Linked DNA regions of Homo sapiens: region 1 is linked to region 2. A link is a contact called in ENCODE Hi-C data. All regions are on one chromosome and are shown on one strand. The core of a region is the stretch at or near the end of the contact, and the rest is flanking DNA. Distances in the headings are between cores, read along the strand shown.

Evidence for each region. Hi-C counts contacts between places; a loop is a spot of excess contacts on that map. Pooled maps may share reads with other maps.
Region 1: a loop to region 2 is called in a pooled map, with 13 times the contacts of the local background. The contact joins the promoter of TXNDC16 here to the promoter of DORIP1 in region 2. A Hi-C loop is called at or near these places in 7 of 50 pooled maps.

What each region holds. Positions count from the first base shown.
Region 1 is chr14:52,551,255-52,554,222 of GRCh38, forward strand. TXNDC16 (thioredoxin domain containing 16) reads right to left here and starts at 1,251. Exons shown (of 21, transcript NM_020784.3): 1 at 1,062-1,251. It overlaps GPR137C (G protein-coupled receptor 137C), which reads left to right and starts at 1,582. Exons shown (of 7, transcript NM_001099652.2): 1 at 1,582-2,337. The coding sequence starts at 1,894. RefSeq lists silencers at 1,772-1,841, 1,852-2,051.
Region 2 is chr14:44,896,001-44,899,223 of GRCh38, forward strand. DORIP1 (dopamine receptor interacting protein 1) reads left to right here and starts at 1,275. Exons shown (of 5, transcript NM_001017923.2): 1 at 1,275-1,568. LOC101927418 (a long non-coding RNA gene) reads right to left here. Exons shown (of 3, transcript NR_110050.1): 3 at 2,908-3,076. RefSeq lists enhancers at 920-969, 1,594-2,093 and silencers at 1,460-1,589, 1,610-1,929.

The DNA of each region.
Region 1 (2,968 bases), core at 1-2,500, 7.7 Mb after region 2:
GGGCAAAGCATATGACAAAGGCCAGCCTGGACAATATAGTGAAACCTCGTCTCTACCAAAAAAAAAAAAAAAATCAGCCGGGCATGGTGGCTCCAGTGCCTGTAGTCCCAGCTACTTGGGAGGCTGAGGTGGGAGGACTGCTTGTGCCCAGGAGGTGGAGGTTTGTAGTGAACTGTCACTACAGCCTGGGCGACAGAGCGAGACCCTGCATGAAAAAAAGGAAAAAAAAAAAAAAAAGCATAGGACAAAGGATGGTGAGGTAAGAAAAGCTGGGTCTTTGTTGCTCCAATAAACGTAGCAATGTCTTTCACAAGGATACTGAATTCGTAATGTGCTGTGTATTCTAAAGAAAACAAATTATTTCCTTTTAATTTTGCACTACTTGCTAATCTTATTTCCAAATAGGAAAAAAAAAAGTCAACAACTATGTGCCGGCCCAATATACGTTAGTCGATCTGATTATTCCTCGGTTCTTCACAGCAGTAACACAGCATGTATTTTCTCTCTCAGGCCCAGGAATAGCGCCACCATCTACCATACACAGGTCCAAGGCTTCGATACATGTGGAATTTAAACAGTACAGAATATTCTACTTCCTCTCCAGGCAATCATCATACTTACAAGTCTGTTTCTGCCTTTTTCCCAAAACTTAAGCCCAGAGCATCTTCCCAAATTCTACGTTTGAAAGAACCAGCTTCCCCCTGCTCACAGATCGCTTCAACATCCATCTGATACTACTACTACTCTTCCTTAAGAGACATTTCCCTTGGCCTTGGGAGGAAAGGGTCTTTCACTTAAGAGCTCCGATTCTCCCCGTCGCCCCTTTCCATCCCCTCGACCCACAAAGGGCTCCGGTGTTTCCCGCCGTTCATGCAGCGAAAAGAGAAAGCAAAATGCCCTCAGGAGGCTCCAGGTGAGGCCCTTCGGTGCCCCAGAGACGGGTGTCTTAAGTCAGACTCCGGAGCTGTGCAGTGCAGCCCTGGCTACAGAAAGCTGCTTCGTCTGAATCCCCGGGTCTGCAGGCAGAGCCCACAGCCTGAAGGGCCAGCGCTGTCACCTACCTGCCCGGGACCTGCGGGCGGGGACCTGGGCCGTTCCCGAGGCCGCGCGGCCAACAGTTCCCGCCGCCACGCGACGGAGGAGGAGGCAGAAGACGGGGCCGTGCCAGACTAGCCGGGTAGCCTGGAACCACTTCGCCAACCTGCAAAGGCGTAGCACTTCTCCCTCCCAGCCTGCAGCCGCCACCGACTCGGCGGAGTCGGCCTCCTGGGAAAAAACAACCTGCGAAGCTCCTCCTTCTCCTCGTGCTCCCTACGCGAGGCACTCTCTAACCAATGGGAAACGTGGTGGGCGGAGCGAGAGTGACAGACGATTACAGAGTCCTCCCGCCGGCGCGAACGGGCGGTGCAGTAGCAGGGCCAATCAGCAGCGTGGGTGGGAAGTACAGGGGCGGGAGAAAGTAGGGAAATTACGCGCCCAATCAGATCTCGGGGCCCTCGAGCGACGGGTCCTGCGGCCCGTGGCCTTCCGAGCGCGGCGCTCAGGGGGCGTGCCTGCCTGGGCCAATCGGCGCGAGCCCACAGTGCGGAGCGAGCGCCTCAAATGCTCGGGTTTCTCAGCTGATTGTCTCCAGCCGAGAGTTGTTTTTTGCAGCTACGGAGCCGAGCCGCAGCAGGAGGAGCCGAGACCCCCGGGGGGTGGGGGGAAAGAGGAGGCGGGGTCCGGGGGAGCCGCGGCTGCTTTGCGCTGGACTCCGGGTCCCGTCACGGCGCTTCCTGGGGTTAGAGGCTGGGGTGGGTGGGGGGTAAGGGGGCAGTCCTTCTCCCCTTCGACGGCGGCTCCGAGTCCAGCCCCTTCCTTCCCGCGCTCGCTCGCCCGGCCCCCAGCCCCCTCATGAGGGTGTCCGTGCCGGGTCCGGCGGCCGCTGCCGCCCCCGCAGCCGGCCGCGAGCCCTCCACGCCCGGCGGGGGCAGCGGAGGCGGAGGCGCCGTCGCTGCAGCCTCAGGCGCCGCGGTGCCGGGCTCCGTGCAGTTGGCGCTGAGCGTCCTGCACGCCCTGCTCTACGCCGCGCTGTTCGCCTTTGCCTACCTGCAGCTGTGGCGGCTGCTCCTGTACCGCGAGCGGCGGCTGAGTTACCAGAGCCTCTGCCTCTTCCTCTGTCTCCTGTGGGCAGCGCTCAGGACCACCCTCTTCTCCGCCGCCTTCTCGCTCAGCGGCTCCCTGCCCTTGCTCCGGCCGCCCGCTCACCTGCACTTCTTCCCCCACTGGCTGCTCTACTGCTTCCCCTCCTGTCTCCAGTTCTCCACGCTCTGTCTCCTCAACCTCTACCTGGCGGAGGTAAGGCGGGAGGGCCGGCATGCGGGGCCCGGGCGGGTGCGCGGGGCCGCCGGGATCAACTCCCGCTGAGGACCAGCGGGGGCGGGGGGTGGGCAGCGAGAGGCGGACTGGAAACCAGCCTGGGGAAACTGAGGCACACCTGGAGTGTGAGCCAGTGTTTTCGCCTTAAACTTAAGTGGCTGATTGGCTTGATTACTGAGGGGTTCGGGCTAGGGGGTGAGTGAGTGAGTGTGTGTGTCTGACAACTTAAAACAGCAACGGAACGAACCCTTTGTTCGGTGTTCTGGCCCTCCGAGGTAAGGCGTTGGTGGCACCAACAAAGTGGCATCGCAAGAAGTAGCAGCCCCGGTGGCTCTGCCGAAGCCGGACTGTGTTGAGGGAGGTTGGATGCTGAGGTAGCAGCAGCTCTGCTGAAGCTGGACTGCTGCCAGCCATTACGTCACCAGGCAGAGCTGTTCCTCTGCTATTGTTGCTGCGTTTCTTTTATTAGAAGCTTATATTCCCTCCTGCATCTCCTTTCCTGTGGCTCGATAAGCCTCACATAAATTTCGTTCGATAGTTCCCCAGCAGGGTTGATGATCAATAACCAATGCTGAGGATCAGGATAAGGACCTCCATAAAGCCCTTAATG
Region 2 (3,223 bases), core at 25-2,524:
TGAACTCCATGTCTTGTGAGAGATTTATAATTAAACACATAATCCACATTTACAAACATTTTTAAAGGGCTTTTCTACCTGTAGGAGAGGATTAATATTGAGAGTGAACTTTTTGCAAGTTTTCCAACACACTAGTTTATCTCTAAGAGCCTCAGTTTCCTCATCTATAAAATACCATAAGAAATAAGAAAAAACAGGAAACTAAAAAGAGCAGGCTTTGCCAGAGCTATTAATTATTCTTTTTTGGGCAGAGCCAAAACTCAAGAAATGGAAGTCTCTCTTCCATTTCTAGACTTTTTTAGAGAGATCCATGAGGAAGTTCCCCTCCATAGCTTTGGCCGACCATCACACCGGTCAAGAAGGCATCCAGCCTCTCCCAGGCTCAGCCTGTGACGGAAAACCACACTGATTTACTAGGATAGCCTTGAGCTCTCTCATTAGCCCTCACGTGTTCTGAACGTTAGAGCTAACTTTCCAGACCCTCATTATTTGTTGAAAGGCTGGATGGGGAAAATCTCAACCAGATCTCCATGCCTACTTGCAAGGAGAGGTAGTTTTTGCAGGGTGGCCTGTGTTCTCCAGATGCAGAGCCATACAGGGCCTTGCTTCTTTACGGGAGATACAAAAACTCGGCCCTAATAAACAGAAATAGTGGTTGAGCCCACAAACTAGCATTAAGTTGTCCTAACTGTAATTTCCAGCTCCGTCACTTGCTGTGTGGGACCTTATTATCTCCAAAACCCAATTTTTTCAACTTCACAATGGAATTAAAACAATCTAATTTTTCAAAATGGGGTTAACTTCCACTGTAAGTTACAGTATATTGGCCAATAATTAACTTGAACACTAAAGCTGGCATTTAACAGATCAATTCAACTGTTTTCTAAGTAAATACTTAAACGCTTAAAAAACCGTAATTTACTGAGAAAACAAAGCTTTCTTTCTAGGTTAAGAATTTGAGAAAACAAGACCCAGAAGCAAACTAAAATCAAGTCCTAAAATGGTACAAACCTCAAAAAGCCAATCAGGTTTGCCAATAAAGCTCCGCCTCCGTGCAAACTCTGCCCACTTCCGGCTTCCCCACCCACCTTCTACCAGTGGAACCCCGCCCCTCTCTGCGAGGTCCCGCCCCCCACACCTGATCCTGGTTCCCATTGGGCGAATCTGGATGCTGTATACACAGCCGACACACGCACATTAGGCTGGGGCGTCTTCGCGCCTGCGCAGCTGCGCTGTCAGGCGGCTGAAAACGGGGGGGTTGGGGGGAGGGGGGCGGAGGTCGTGCCGAATCTTCCTCCGTAATAAGAAGCGACGTGTCCCACTGTCCTGGCTCCGTGGGTCCAGTGAGATTGGGCCTGGGCGCTGGAGCTGCTGTGGCTCCCGCCGCGGCGGCTGCCATGGAGGCCATGCCAGAGCCCAGAACTCACGCCGGGGGAGGCCGAGACAGCCGGCGGTACTCATAGATGAGGCAGCGGCGGCGGCGGCGGCGGCGGCAGCCCGGGCTCTCCATGAGCAGGCGGCGGCGGCGACGGGTGCGGCGGCACCGGCAGTTTTCGGTCCCCAGGGAGGTACGAGGAGTTTGCTTCCTGGTGGACGGAGACTGGCCGGTGTGGGAACGCCTTCCGCGGCCCGGCCCTCCAGCCTATTTGTCCGCAGTTCTGAGCACTCGGCGGGGCACTGCCCGGGCAGAGGCGGGGGCGCCCAGCCGACTCGCGGGCCCCTAACTCGGGGACCCGCCCGCCTCGGTGCCAGGCCTCCCGGGCGCGGCTGCCCAGGGCCAGGGTGGGCGTGGCCGGAACGTGGGGGCTCCCCGGGGGCGCACGCCTAGCGTCCGCCTTGTCCCTGTCCCGAAGTCCCGCGCTGCTGGGAGCGGTAGCGCGTGGCTGTACAGGCGTATTTTAGGCGCTGATTTGAGAGGGGACTTTTAGAATCCCTGAGTCCTTAGGGAGTCTGGCGTTCAATGCCTTGGGCATGTGGTGGGGTCCTCACGGCTAGCTTGGGGTACCAATTTCCTCCCTTGGAAGTCACCACGAAAGAAAGATGTTTTGTCAAAGAAATAGAGGTCAGGAGAGTTTTCCAGGTTTATTCAAATTGGAGGGCCCGTAGAGCCTGGAGAATAAAGCCAGCGGAATACATCCTCCAGTCCTTCTAATTACAGTTCCTAGCTAAACAGCTAAGACAATTTTAAGTAAAGCTCTTCACAGCTATCTTTCCATCATTTTTCCCCACCCCTCATTTTTATTGCAATTTACTTTGGAACAAATCACCAAATTCATGATGAAACTAGTATCCTCTAGTTCTTCCAAACCTTCCCTCCTCCCGTTTTTTCCAGAGAAAGACTAAAGTTTCATGCCACATATGTCATTATAGTTTAATTCTCTTAGAGTGTAAGGGTAGTTACACTTCATTTGGTCATGTCTGAAGATAATGTGAAGAAAATATCCTAGAGATTTATGCTTCCTTCCCAATGCACTATTTTAGGAATCCGAACTCAGGCTCTTTAAGCAATCTTAAACCTTGCTACAAAGTTCTTTAAAATTCAACGGAAATAAATCAAACCATAAAGTTATTTTCGTTTTTAAAGTATTTGAATGCATAACTGTTTTTTAAAATCTTTGTAAACAAAACGAATCAGTATCTATTACGAAGAAACTGAGTTTGTGTTTTCCTAGGCTGCAGATTTGCCACACCCTCTTCTTCCTAAGTGGATGACTAGAATCAATGTGTTGGCCAACTAGATATAAACATCCACTCTTCATACTAAATATAGTTACTGGATATTTTAGAGTCCACAGTATCTTGCTTCAAACTGAAAACACTGTGTTCATGTGTGTTTAATATATTGCAGAAGTGAATTTTTACTCGCGTTGCAGAATGTTTTGGACTTAGTTTCTTACACAAATAAAACACGTAGGACTGCAGCTTTATTAAGTGTTGAGTTCATGTTGTGTTTGGGAGGATGCAGCACTTGGAAAAGATGGTCAAAATAAGACACTGATCTCAGTCACTCATTTCTCTGTTTCCACTCCTCAGATGCCTCCCTTTTTTCATAACAATACTTCTCCATAAAAGTAACCTCGGAAAACAATATGATGTTGTTAGTTTATTTGCTTGTCCCAAGTAAAGTGAAGGAGTTTTTTCAATACAATTGTAAAAAGAACTCATTCTTTCAAAAGTATGTGCGCTATATAACATACATATAACACAACATATTTATTAAAAT